Regions from separate parts of the Homo sapiens genome. Here region 1 is linked to region 2. A link is a loop called in an ENCODE intact Hi-C map of the cell type or tissue named here. Cell type or tissue: Caco-2. All regions are shown on one strand. Each heading gives the region's core, and the rest is flanking DNA. Links, peaks and the distances in the headings are about the cores only.

Evidence for each region. Peaks named below come from ENCODE experiments on the same cell type or tissue, not always from the same donor. Only the 100,000 strongest peaks of a DNase experiment are listed, where the experiment ranks them.
Region 1: a loop joins it to region 2, with 4 times the contacts of the local background. A loop is called at or near these places in 5 of 110 quality-filtered maps.

What each region holds. Positions count from the first base shown.
Region 1 is chr20:53,548,893-53,555,869 of GRCh38, forward strand. ZNF217-AS1 (ZNF217 antisense RNA 1) reads left to right here and starts at 3,878. Exons shown (of 6, transcript NR_110051.1): 1 at 3,878-4,195. In Caco-2, for the core only: no CTCF peak of the experiment used is centred there; no DNase peak of the experiment used is centred there.
Region 2 is chr20:54,059,902-54,066,878 of GRCh38, forward strand. The region is part of intron 1 of BCAS1 (brain enriched myelin associated protein 1); the gene reads right to left. Among named protein-coding and RNA genes, the nearest start is that of MIR4756, 5.1 kb to the right of the region's middle. In Caco-2, for the core only: a CTCF peak has its summit at 3,044 (motif pointing left); a DNase peak (open chromatin) is centred at 4,611.

The sequences.
Region 1 (6,977 bases), core at 1,152-6,151, 510 kb before region 2:
TTTAAAACCAGCCTGAACAACATGGCATTACCCTATCTATACCAAAAAATACAAAAATTAGCCAGGCATGGTGGTACATGCCTGTAGTCTCAGCTACTCGGGATGCTGAGGTGGAAGGATCACTTGAGCCCAGAGGGTGGAGGCTGCAGTGAGCCGAGGCTGCACCATTGCACTCCACACTGGGCAACAGAATGAGACCCTGTCTCAGAAACGAAACAAAAAACAAAACAAAACAAAACAAAAAACCCAAAATATATTTATTTAGATGTATTCACTGAAGACTTAGCCAGGCATGATGGCTCACACTTGTTATCCAGCACCTTGGGAGGCCGAAGAGGAGGATTACTTGAGGCCAGGAGTTTGACACCAGCCTGAGCAACATAATGAGACTTTGTTCCTACAAAGAAATTCAAAAATTAGCTGGGTATGGTGGCACGTGCCTATAATCCCAGCTACTCAGAGGGCTGAGATAGGAGGATCCCTTGAGTCTGGAAGTTTGAGGTTTCAGTGAGCTACGATTGGGACACTACACTCCAGCCTGTGCAACAGAGCAAGACCATCTTTAAAAAAAAACAAACAAACAAAGCAAGTACTATTATTTAGACTAAAAGTCTAGGAAAGAGTATCACACTAATATGGGGTCTTAATATTGCAAAGTAAAAGAAAAAAGGAGCAGGGTGACCCACGTGAGCAAGCAGTTCCACTCCTAGTTATACACTCAAAGAACTTAAAAAGGACATTCAGACAAAAACTTGTCCAGCAATGTTCACAGCAGCATTACTCACAATAGCCAAAAGATGAAGACCATCCAATGTCCGTACTGATGAATGGATAAACAAAATGTGGCCTGCATTAGGCTGTTCTTACATTACTATAAAGAAATACCTGGCCAGGCGCGGTGGCTCACGCCTGTAATCCCAACACTCTGGGAGGCCAAGGTGGGCGGATCACGAGGTCAGGAGTCCGAGACCAGCCTGACCAACACAGTGAAACCCCGTCTCTACTAAAAATACAAAAATTAGCCAGGCATGGTGGCGGGCGCCTGTAATCCCAGCTACTTAGGAAGCTGAAGCAGAAGAATCGTGTGAACCTGGGAGGCGGAGGTTGCAGTGAGCCGAGATGGTGCCACTGAACTCCAGCCTGGGGACAGAGTGAGACTCCGTCTCAGAAAAAAAAAAAGAAAGAAAGAAATACCTGAGACTGAGACTGGGTAATTTATAAAGAAGAGAGGTTTATTGACTCACGGTTCTGCAGGCTGTACAGGAAGCATAGCAGCTTCTACTTCCAGGGAGGCCTCAGGAAACCTACAACCATGGTAGAAAGCAAAGCGGGAGAGAAGCGTCTCAAATGGCGGGAGCAGGAGCAAGAGTTGGGTGGGGGTGCTACACACTCTTAAACAACTATATCTCATGAGAACTCACTATCATGAGAACAACACAAGAAGATGGTGCTAAACCATTCATGAGGATCCACCCCCATGATCCTGTCACCTCCCACCAGGCCCCACCTCCAACACGGAGGATTACAAGTGAACATGATATTTGGGTGGGGACACAGATCCAAACCATATGTTGGTCTATCCACATCACGGAATATTATTCAGCTATAAAAAGGCATGAAACACTGATCCATGCTCCACCATGAGTAAGCCTCAAAAACATTATGCTAAGTCCCAGCTGGGCTCAGTGGCTCACGTCTGTAATCCCAACTTTGGGAGGCCTAGGTGGGAGGATCACTTGACCCCAGGAGTTCCCGACCAGCCTGAGCAACATAGTAAGACCTTCTTGTCTCCTCAAAAAATAAAAATAAAAAAAATTACCCGAGTATTGTGCTGAACACCTGGGGCCCCAGCTACTCAGGAGGCTGAGGCAGGCAGGAGGATCACCTGAGCCCAGGAGGTCGGAGCTGCAGTGAGCTGCGATTGCGCCACTGCCCTCCAGCCTGGGTGACAGAGCAAGACCCTGTCTCGAAAAAAAAAAAAAAAGTTACACTAAGGGCAAGAAACCAGACACAAAAACCACATAATTCCAGTCATATGGAATGCCCAGAATAGGTAAATCCATACAGACAGAAGCTAGATTAGTGGTTGCCAGAGGCTAGGGGAGGGAAGGATGGCGGGTGGTGGCCTAACTGGGCTTCCTTTTGAGACAATGGAAATATTTTGAAACTTGATAATAGAGGTGGTGGTTGCACAACGTTGTCAGTGTACTAACAGCTATTGAATTGTACACTTTAATATAGTTTTTCTTTTTGAATTTTTTTCTTCTTTTTACATATATTTTGTTTATTGGCCTCCAGCTTTGCATAATGTGGTATATTTTATGTTTTGTAAATTTTACCTCAATATAAATAAACATATACATTTTCAAAACATTTTTAAATGTGTGTGATGTTCTGATGAAGAAAACTCAGGCCCTCGAGCCCAGCAGTCTGTTTCCAGTCCCAACTCAGCCATGTGCCAGCTTTTGTGTGTGTGTGTGTGTGTGTGTGTGTGTGTGTGTGTGTGTCATGGAGTTTCTCTCTTATCGCCCAGGCTGGAGTGCAATGCAGCAATCTTGGCTCACTGCAACCTCCGTCTCCCGGGTTCAAGCAATTCTCCTGCCTCAGCCTCCCGAGCAGCTGGGATTACAGGCATGCACCACCACACCTGGCTAATTTTGTATTTTTAGTAGAAACCTCAGGTGATCTGCTCACCTCGGCCTCCCAAAGTGCTAGGATTACAGGCATGAGCCACTGCGCCCAGCCCATGCGCCAGCTTTATAACCTTGAACATGTTCCTTAACCACTCAAAGGCTCAGTTTCCTCACCTGAAAAAGGAAGGATATGTAGTTCCTTTTCTTTTGGTTTTGTTTAGTTTTGTTTGAGACAGGGATCTCATGCCGTTGGCCAGGCTGGAATGCAGTGGTGCGATCACAGCTCACTGCAACCTTGAACTCCTGGGCTCAAGCAATCCTCCCACCTCAGCCTCCAGAGTAGCTGAGACTACAGGCACATGCCACCAGACCTGGTTAATTTTTAAACTTTTTGTAGAGATGAGGTCTCACTACGTTTTCCAGGCTGGTCTCAAACTCCTGGGCTCAAGCAGTTCTCCCGCTTCGGCCTCCCAAAGCTCTGGGATTACATATAGTTCCTTTCCATGAGTTTGTTGTGAAGATTAAACAACACATTTATCACAATTAAGATAGCATCAGGATCAGAGTGAGGGTTTTGTAGCAAAGTTTTTGTTTGGTTTTGTTTTGTTATTTGGAATCAATGGAGCAAAAGCAAACACACACACACACACACACACACACACACACAAACACACACAGAGCCTTTGAAGTGAGACACGCGTTTGAATTTTGGCTCTGCCACCTACAACCTGGACCACATTGGGTAAAGCTGTTTAGACTCTCGAATCCTCAGTTTCCCAGCTCCTTAAGTACAGGATCTCATCTGACCTTCCTCATTAATACTGAATGACTTCAATTTAAGCAACGCCTGCATATATGACTGCTCACTAAAATATTATCTGTTGAGGCTGGCGTGGTGGCTCACTCCTGTAATCCCAGCACTTTGAGAGGCCCAGGCAGGCGGATCACTTGAGGCCAGGAGTTCAAGACCAGCCTGGCCAACATGGTGAAACTCCGTCTCTACTAAAAATACAAAAATTACCCAGGCATGGTGGTGCACACTTGTAATCCCAGCTACTCAGGAGGCTGAGGCAGGAGAATTGCTTGAACCCGGGAGGCAGAGGTTGTAGTGAGCTGAGATTGCGCCACTGCACTCCAGCCTAGGCGACAGAGCGAGACTCCATCTCAAAATTAAAAAAAAAAAAAATCATTGAAATGATAAAATAGAATCTTAACTTTTCCAGTTATTTTACAGGTTATGATAATCAAACATGTGACAACATTAAGCACCCTGGTAGAGGCAAGATTTGCCAGGCGGCTCTCACATACCCCTGCCTCCCACAATACTACCCCCGCCTCCCATGATATGATGAGATGACAAGGCACTTTACCTCTGCATTATACTCCACAAAACCCGTAATCCCAGACAATCATGAGAAAACATCAGACAAACCCAGATCAGCAGACATTCTACAAAACACCGAGTCCTTCCCAACACTGTCCACGGAATGAAAAACAAGGAAAATCTAAGAAATGGTCACAGACGAGAGAAGACTACAAGAGGCATGATGACTGAATGCAAGGTAGGATCCTGGGACAGAAAAAAAATCCCACCACTAATGGGAAAACTAGGGAATTCTAAATAAAGTAACATACCAGTGTTAATTTCTTAGTGTTGACAGATGCATTGTGCTTATGTAAGATGGTAGCACTAGGGCCAGCTGGGTGCAGGGTTGGAACTTGGGTTCGAATTCAGGAACTCTCTGCAATCTCTTTACAACTGTTCTGTGAATATAAAATTATTCCAGGCTGGGCGAGGTGGCTCAAGCCTGTAATCCCAGCACTTTGGGAGGCCAAGGGCAGGAGGATCACTTAAGGTCAGGGATTCGACACAAGCCCAGCCAACATGGTGAAACCCTGTCTCTACTAAAAGTGCAAAACTTAGCCAGGTGTGGTGGCGCCTGTAGTCCCATCTACTTGGGAGGCTGAGGCATGAGAATGGCTTGAACCTGGGAGGCGGAGGTTGCAGTGAGCCAAGATCACACCACTGCACTCCAGCCTGGGTGACAGAGCAAGACTAAAACTTAAAAAAAAAAAAATCCCAAAATAAAAAAGTTTTTTTAAAAAAGTGTGTGTATAGGCTGTGTGCAGTGGCTCACGCCTATAATCCCAGCACTTTGGGAGGCTGAGGCAGGAGGATCACAAGGTCAGGAGTTCAATACCAGCCTGGCCAACATGGTGAAACCCCGTCTCTACTAAAAATACAAAAATTAGCCAGGCATGGTGGCGGGTGCCTGTAATCCCAGCTACTTGGGAAGCTGAGACAGGAGAATTGCTTGAACCCGGGAGGCAGAGGTTGCAGTGAGCCGAGATTGTGCCACTGCACTCCAGCCTAGGCGACAGACTCCATCTCGGGGTGATGGGGGCAGTGGAGGGGGGGGAGTGGGTAGTGTGTGTGTAAAAACATTTTGTGAGCTATAAAATGTAGCCGAGGTGACCTTCCTGTGGCTTCCTGGTCCTCTAATGACCTCTGGCCTGTTGCCACCTCTGCAGCCTGCCAGTCCGATTTGCCTAAAACTAATTCACTGAATAATCAAATATCAAATGATCATTTCACTGACTTTTCCAATTGTGTTTTTAACAGCTTTTTTAAAAGCAAGAATATTTTAACAGCTTTAACAGAAAAGTACAATTTTGATTGCTGATTATGAAATGCAATTGTCTGAATAGTAGCTAACCGAAGCTGATATGCTGTCTGAGAAGCTGCTGGAAGAATCCTGAACATGCTAGAAAGTTGGCAAAATTGAAATCAATACAAACTAAAACGTTCCCTTATGAAGTGTTACTTTTTCCAATCAAAATTCCAACTTTTTTTATTTTTTTCAGACGTAGTTTCGCTCTTGTTGCCCAGGCTGGAGTGCAATGGCCCAGTCTCAGCTCACTGCAACCTCCACCTCCGAGGTTGAAGCGATTCTCCTGCCTCAGCCTCCTGAGTAGCTGGGATTACAGGCACCCGCCACCATGCCTGGCTAATTTTTGTATTTTTAGTAGAGACGGGGTTTTAGCATGTTGGTCAGCCTGGTCTCGAACTCCTCACCTCAGGCAATCCGCCTGCCTCGAACACCCAAAGTGCTGGGATTACAGGCATGAGCCACTGCGCCCAGCCTCCAACATTCTTTATACAGTAGGGTAGGTTTAGCTATTCATGTTCTTCAAAAGCTCTTTTTTTTTTTTTTTTTTTTTTTTGACAGAGTCTTGCTTTGTCGCCAGGCTGGAGTACAGTGGCGTGATCTCGTCTCACTGCAACCTCCGCCTCCCGGTTTCAAGTGATTCTCCTGCCTCCACCTCCTGAGTAGCTGGGACTACAGGCACCTGCCACTATACCCAGCTAATTTTTGTATTTTTAGTAGAGACAGGGTTTCACCATGTTGGCCACGATGGTCTCGATCTCTTGACCTCGTGATCTGCCCGCCTTAGCCTCCCAAAGTGCTGGGATTACAGGCGTGAGCCACCACACCCAGCCTTCAAATGTTTTTGAATAACGTGTTCTATTTTATTTATTAGGCAAATTTTAGTTCATTTTTGTCAATTTCACCAATGGCCTATCAGCCTTGTTTTTGTTTTTCTAAAAATGAATATTTTAATTAAGTTTAATTTACATAATTTTATTTACTACGCTATTTCTCCAGCTCCTACGATGTACTGGGCAGAATGTCATGTGCTTGGCAGAGAGTTATGAACTATGAACCAAACCGAAGTCATCCTTGACCTCCAGGAGTTTGTGGTGTGCCAAGGGCTGAGGGCAAATAAACTGATGCTCACAGCCCTGCAAGTAACAGGAAAGTGGGAGTGCTTCGGGATCAGGCAGGAGAGGAGGCCCTACATGTGGGGGCAGCCACAGCTAAGAAAGAACAGCCAGCTGAGATCTGAAAAATGAATAGAAGTTTTTTTTGTTGTTTTTTTTTTTTTTGAGATGGAGTCTCATTTTGTCGGGCATCACTTGAGGTCAGGAGTCTGAAACCAGCCTGGCCAACATGGTGAAACCCCATCTCTACTAAAAATACAAAAATTAGCCAGGCGTGGTGGCACATGCCTGTGATCTCAGCTGCTCGGGAAGCTGAGACAGGAGAATCTCTTGAACCCGGGAGGCGGAGGTTGCAGTGAGCCAAGATCACGCCACTGCACTCCAGCCTGGGTGACAGAATGAAACTCAGTCTCAAAAAAAAAAAAAGAAAACTCAAAGCCCATCATTGTTTGAACCCACAAGATGCAAGTCTAATTTCAACAAGGAGGGGACCAGGCCACCCTGAAATAAGATTTTTAGAGCCTTTCTAATGTGGAATTCACATTATTGCAAATTTGGTA
Region 2 (6,977 bases), core at 383-5,382:
TCTATTGAGCACAGCTCTGCACCTGTTGCTGGGCTGGGCACTAGGGTTACAGCTGTAAATTAAACAGGCAAGGCCCTCTGACTTCATGGAGCTGAAGTATGGTGCACAGGGAGAGAGTTAACATAGGAACAATAAATCCACAAACGAGGTTGTTTCTGATAGTTCAAGGCAGCATGGCACAGTGGTTATGACCACAGACTCTAGAGCAAGACTGCCTGGGCATGAATCCTCTCTCTGCCCCTTGTAGCTGTGTGTCCTTGGGAGAGTTAATTAGCCTCTCTGTGCCTCATAAGACTGCTATAAGGACCCAATGAGTTAATGCTTGTGACGTGGTTAGAACAATGTCTAGCTCATGTTAAGCAAAACATATCTGCTTATTAAACAAAAATGCATAGGGTTCTAAGTTATGAATAAAAGTAATTTTTTTTTGAGACGGAGTCTCTCTCTGTTGCCCAGGATGGAGTGCAGTGGTGCAATCTCGGCTCACTGCAACCTCCGCCTTCTGGGTTTAAGCAATTCTCCTGCCTCAGCCTCCTGAGTAGCTGGGATAACAGGTGCGTGGCACAACACCAGACTATTTTTTTTTTTTTTTGTATTTTTAGTAGAGATGGGTTTTCACCATGTTGGCCAGACTGGTCTCGAGTGCCTGGCCTCATGTGATCCACCCGCCTTGGCCTCCCAAAGTGTTGGGATTACAGGCATGAGCCACTGCGCCTGGTCGAATAAAAGTAATTAATAACATTACGTGAGATGGGATCATATGGGAGATGGCAGGTTGTGGCACTGCTGGGTAGGATGGTTCTGAAATGACTGTTAATGTGGTTATTGTCCCATAGGTGAAGGGCAAAGTTGAATATTTAATTTATGTCTCCCTTCCACAAGAAATTGTAAGCACCCTGACGTCAAAGGCAGTGTCTACCTTCACCCAATTTTGTATCTCCTAATCTTAGCAGTGTGTTTGCATTTACTGGGAGCTTAATTATTGTTAGTCAATGGAGGGAATAACGATTGATAGCATCTCTCACATATGAGGCACAGACCTAGGTACATGACCACATCATCACCAAACCTCTGAAGAGCTTCGTTATAATAATGTATGATATATAATAATAATGATGATAATAGCAAATCATTACTTAGCATGTTCTCAATTCCAAGCTCTAATTTTGGAGTGCTTCACCTGTATTGTCTCATGTAGTCCTATAGCACTCCTGTGAGATAGAGGTATCATGATTTCATTCTTCATATGAGGTAGCCGAAACTCGAGGGGGTTAAATCATTTTCCAAAGGTCACCCAGTTAATGAGCAAGATTCAAACACAGTCTGGCTGTGCTCCTAACCACCGGAATGTTCTGCATATTACTAGCTTCCCTTAAAAAGGAGGAATGGAACCTCCAAGACCCACCAAGGGCAAACATCCAGTGAGGAATTGACTCCTAGTATATCTGATCCCTACACAAGGACTCTTGCAGCCACTCCAAAGGCCTGCTGTCTTGCCACCTAAAGTTCTTTTGCACATGTAATTCCAATGTAGCCCATCTCCAAAGACCTAGCTTCTGGCTTATCTGCTCTAGTGGCTCTCGGAATAAAAATTAGGACTTTTGATTTCTGGCTGAAAGGAGTCAATGAGTCACCAGGGATTCTTGTGGATCTCTCGCCATTGGTGTGAGTTTTTATTCCCTGGTAGTAGACGCATTGAGCAATTAGATATTGAGGAGGCCAAAAAAAGGGTCATGGATCTCACCATGTGTTCTCTTGCAGGAATTTAATACATAACCAAATCTGGGGATTTTGTATGTCTTCTGATCATACCACATAATAAAGCTGAGCACTGTTAAAACATGTAGGACACTTGTTGTTTTGTGCTATTTTCTATTTATAAAATCCGTGACTCACACACTTGCATCAGATCATCGCTTCTGTCTGTTAATGGGACATTATGAATAATATAATATTGAATCCTCAAGACCAGGGTTGGCAAAGAACAGCGGTGGCTGGATTCAGCTCACTGCCTGTTTTAGTAGGCCAGTGAGCTAAAAATGAGTTTTAAATTTATAAATGGTTGGAAAAAAATTAGAAGAATCATAGAATGTGACACATGAAAATTATATGAAAGTCAAATTTTGGCATCCATAAATAAAGTTTTGCTGGAAGATAGTCATGCCCTTTTATTTATATATTGTCTATGATGGCTTTCATGCTATAATGGCAGAACTGAGTAGTTGCAACAGACACCTATGGCCTGCAAAGCCTAAGATATTTACTATCTGGCTCTTTACAGAAAGTTTACCAGGATTTGAGCCTACTGTGTATAAAAACAATGACAACAACTCTAAAAAATCATAGAAATGATAGAGTAATAACAATAACAACATTTGGTGAGTGCTTACCATCTGTTGAGAAACTTCTAGGAGCTTTATTTGCAGTAAAACTAATTTGCTCTTTGCAGCAATTCAACAAGACAGAGGTATTATTATTTCAATTTTGCTGGTGTGGAAACTGAGGCACGCAGGTTAAATGTCTCAGTCAAGGATACGCGCAAACACATACGTTCATATATACACATGCAAGAATATATACACACAAAGTATCTCTATCTAAATTCAGCTTTTAACAAGTTTTAAAATTATTTTAACAGTAGGATTACAAGCTTTATTTTAAAGCTCTTACTATTTAATGTAAATTCAATCCTAACAAAGCTACTTTGAATCAACACTTGAGGTTATGAAAAACCTTGGTGCTGGAAGACGCATGGTGTACAGAAGTAGGAGAGAAGATTTTTCTTCCCACAGAGTTGGGGTTACATTATTCTGATCATTGCACACCCTAAGTAGCCTCTCGGCCACTTCAAGGTGAAGGGCCCTGAAAGAAGGAAAATCTAATGGCGTGTCTTTTTCAGTGATAACCTGGATTCAGATATTGTCACTCTCCACCAGCAGATATAATGCATGTGTCGTGAAATTGCTCCTGCCTGTCCATCAACCTTTTAAAGAACAGGATTCATCTGGGTGGGACAAAAGCAAAAGGTTACTGCCATCTATTGGCTGATGTCAATATTAGCAGAAATGAATTCAGCCTACAGGACTAGGTCCAAACAACTGGGAAGGCTGAAAGAAGCATTTTGATGTTTTGCAATGAAGCCTTCTGTTCACAGTTGGCAAGAAGATGGCAACTCCTTCAGTGCCCCAAAGGTCCTGGAACTCGTAATAATGATAACCATATATGACTTGTATGGAGAGCTTGCCGTATGCCAGCCCAGTGCTGAAGCTCTATGTAGACATCAGTGTAGCACATAGGATAGGAATGTGGGCTCTGGAGTTTGGAATCCCTGAGCATCACTGAGCCTCGCTGGGCCTCAGTTTCCTCATCTGTAAAAATGGGGATAATTATAGCCTCCATCTCAAGGGGCTGGTATGGAGTCAAACCAGTGAATATAAGCAAAGTGCCCTGAACAGGGCCTGGCACATAAAGAGGACTGCACAAGAGTTAGCATGAGTAGGACTCTCACGGGTATGATCCTTGCTCTTTGAAGCCAGTTTCTCCCACAGGTGCCCGGTAGTGAGACTCTACCGAGGAATCCAGCAACATTTCTGATTCCTGTGATCCTCTCACCGAAAAGTCAATTTGGGGCCCTGGAATTTGTATTTTTAGCAAATGCCCCAGTGATTCTCATGATCAGACACCTATAGAAAATAGTGTGATGGTGACCATCTTCAAGCTTTTTCCAGGAGTGAGGATGCTCTAGGACACAGGACTCTTATGTTAAAATTGGAAAACCCTGGGCAAACCAGAATGACTTGGGTGGAGACTTTTTTTTAAATCCCCGTTTAATAGATGGGAAAACTGAGGCTCAAGGCAGTTCAGACAGTAATTCTTGTCTGTAATAGTTTTCTCCCATTTCTCAAAAAGGAGAAAAATAAATCAGATAGAGTTTTTCATGATAAACGTACAATTGAAAGAGCTAACTTTCATTTTTGAAAAAGAAAAAGTTTGAATGGGGTGTTAAAATGCCCTTTCTTTCATGAACTGATTATATGAGTGTTTTGTCTTTATGACCTTATTTTACATTAAACATACGAAGCTATGGTGGGTGGAGGGGTGTTGTTTTTGAAATTAGACTTGTGTTTGAGGGTTTGGCACTTTGCCACTGGGGGTTGATTGTGGAGGTTCAGATGAGAAAGCCCCTTCACTTCCCCGCCTCCTGCCTGTGTTATGGGGGCCCATGCCCAGACTGGGCTGCATGTGAGAACCTCCCACAGAGTTCTGAGATCCCCATGCCCAGGCCCCTGCCAAACTGATGACAGCAGATTCTCTGGGGTGGGGCTGGGCATCGGGGTACTTTCAAGATCTCTAGGTGATTTCCATGGCTGAGAGCCCCTGTTTTGGATATTTCTGGGGTGAGTGAGTGAGTGTCTCCTGGGGTCAGAACTCTCCTGGCTGCTGCCTACCCTGACCTAGACAACCAAACCCACGGATTCTCAGACGGAGGAATAGCTCAGGCTTCGGAGTCCACAGACCACCATCACCCAGGCACCTGAATACACTCACAACCCTTCTAGGGGCACTGCTTTGCTGACGCACTGTTTCGTGAGCTTGCAAATCAAGAGAACTGTCCTGGGCCTCCAGCTTCCCTTCCCCCAGAACTGGCGGGCAGGGCAGGCTTTCCAGCTGGTTATTCAGAAGCAAGCCCAGATGCCCCACCGGAGGTGGGTGGAGGCTGCCCTCCGCAGTCTCGCTCTCCTGCATCTCTGGGGTTCCCCTCTCTCCTCTTGAGAACAAGAGATCTGGAGTGAGACAGGCATCCGTAAAATCCCACGATCGTGAGGCTTTGGGCAAAGCACTTGACCCTTCTGAAAGTATCTTTCTTGTGGAAAATGACAGTATTCATAATGGTGGCAATAATAAACACATTTAGAGTGTTTTCTCTGTGCTGAGCAGTTCTGATTTGCATATATTTGCCTCTCTTGGTCCTCCCAACAACTCTCTGAGTTAGGTACTTTTATTTTCCCAGTTGTCTTATGAGAAGCCGGAGCACAGAGAGGTTGAGTGGCATGTCCTGATACATCGTGGTACCGTGCGAAGGGGTAAATGTGATGGGAAAGTGCCTGGCAGGGCGAGCACCTAGTAGCTATTAGTGATATAGATGTCCCAAACTCAACTCATGATGGTTCGACTGACAATATTTCAACTTTATGATGAGTATCTATCTATCATCTATCTATCTATCTATCTATCTATCTATCTATCTATCTATCTATCTATCATCTACTTTATCTATCTATCTCACACACACTATATATATAACATATTTACAATGTTTAGGGTATTTTATTTTGGTACCAATTTTCCAGGACTATATATCTATATTTCATATTTTGGATATCTTGTCCTATTCCTCGATGACTTACATTGCTTTGCTAAACGTTTTCTCCTTGGAAATATGCTGTTCTTTGTTTCTCCCTCACAATAAGTGGAGCACAGCGTTTCTGGAGTCAGGAGCGATTTTGGCCCCGAAGGGGCATTTGGAAATGCCTGCATGCAGTTTTGATAGTCACGGTTCAGCTTTGGGGGGCGTGCACTGGTATCCGGTGGGTAGAGGCTGGGGACGCTGCTACATACCCTGCAATGCCAAGGACCGCCCCCTTCCCCCAGCGAAGAATTGTCTGCTTTGCTGAGGGTCGCTAGTGCTGATATTGAGGGGCCCTGCTCTAGTGCCTGGACTTGGGGATGTTCTCCTCGTGTTTGTAGCCAGGTGTCACCTAGGGATCTGCATTTCTGAAAAGCACGTGAGTAAATTCGTCTGTGGTGGTGAAATAGCGCAAGCCCTCTGCCTGGGCTCCCCTCTGGCTCACCCTGGCCATATGCATAAGCCCTGGCTCCGTGTCTGAGAAGTGAGGGGTGGAGGGAAGGACCATAATAGATTCCTTGCGTGGAGCTCCTGTGAAGATTAGAAGGGTGTGGCCCATGTGTTGTATAACTGGGTGGCTGGTGCACAGCAGCTGAGGAATAGAGATAAGCTGTTAGTATAAGCAGTAAATAAAATGGACCATACATTAGCAGTAGTAATACCTAATATTTTTGTAGCGCCTACCTTATGCCAGCCATTGCTCTGAATGCTTCTCTGTGTTAACTCACAGCTTCCTTATCAGAACCCGATGAGGCAGGTATTTTTTTTCTTTTTTTTTTTTTGAGGCGAAGTCTGGCTCTGTCGCCCAGGCTGGAGTGCAGTGGCGCCATTTCGGCTCACTGCAAGCTCCGTCTCCCGGGTTCACACCATTCTCCTGCCTCAGTCTCCCGAGTAGCTGGGACTACAGGCGCCTGCCACCACGCCCGGCTAATTTTTTGTATTTTTGGTAGAGACGGGGTTTCCCCGTGTTAGCCAGGATGGTCTCGATCTCCTGACCTCGTGATCCGCCCGCCTTGGCCTCCCAAAGTGCTGGGATTACAGGCGTGAGCCACCGGGCCCGGCCGAGGCAGGTATTTTTATTGTCCCCATTTTACAGATGCAGAACCTGAGCCCAGGGAACTTAAACTCCTCACTTAAGATCATGCTATGGATTGAAATGTGTCCTTCCAAAATTCGTGTTGGATTCGTGTTGAAGCCCTAACGTGCAATATGACTGCATTTGGAAATGTGGCCTCTAAGGAATCAAGGCTAAATGAAATCAGAAGGGTGGACCTTGATCTGATAGAATTAGTGTCATTATAAAAAGAGACACCAAAGAGCTCTCTCTGTCTCTCTCTCAACCGTGTGAGGACACAGCAAGAAGGCAGCTGTTGGCTAGCCAGAAAGAGTGGTCTCACCAGAAATGCATCGGCCAGAACCTTGATCTTGGACTTCCAGCCTCCAGAACTATGAGAAAACAAAAATGACTGTTGTTTAAGCCACCTAGTCTGTGGTGTTTTGGTTACCACAGCCCAAGCTGACTAATACAGATCATCTTCTAGTAAGTGGGAGAATGAGGACTTAACCCTCG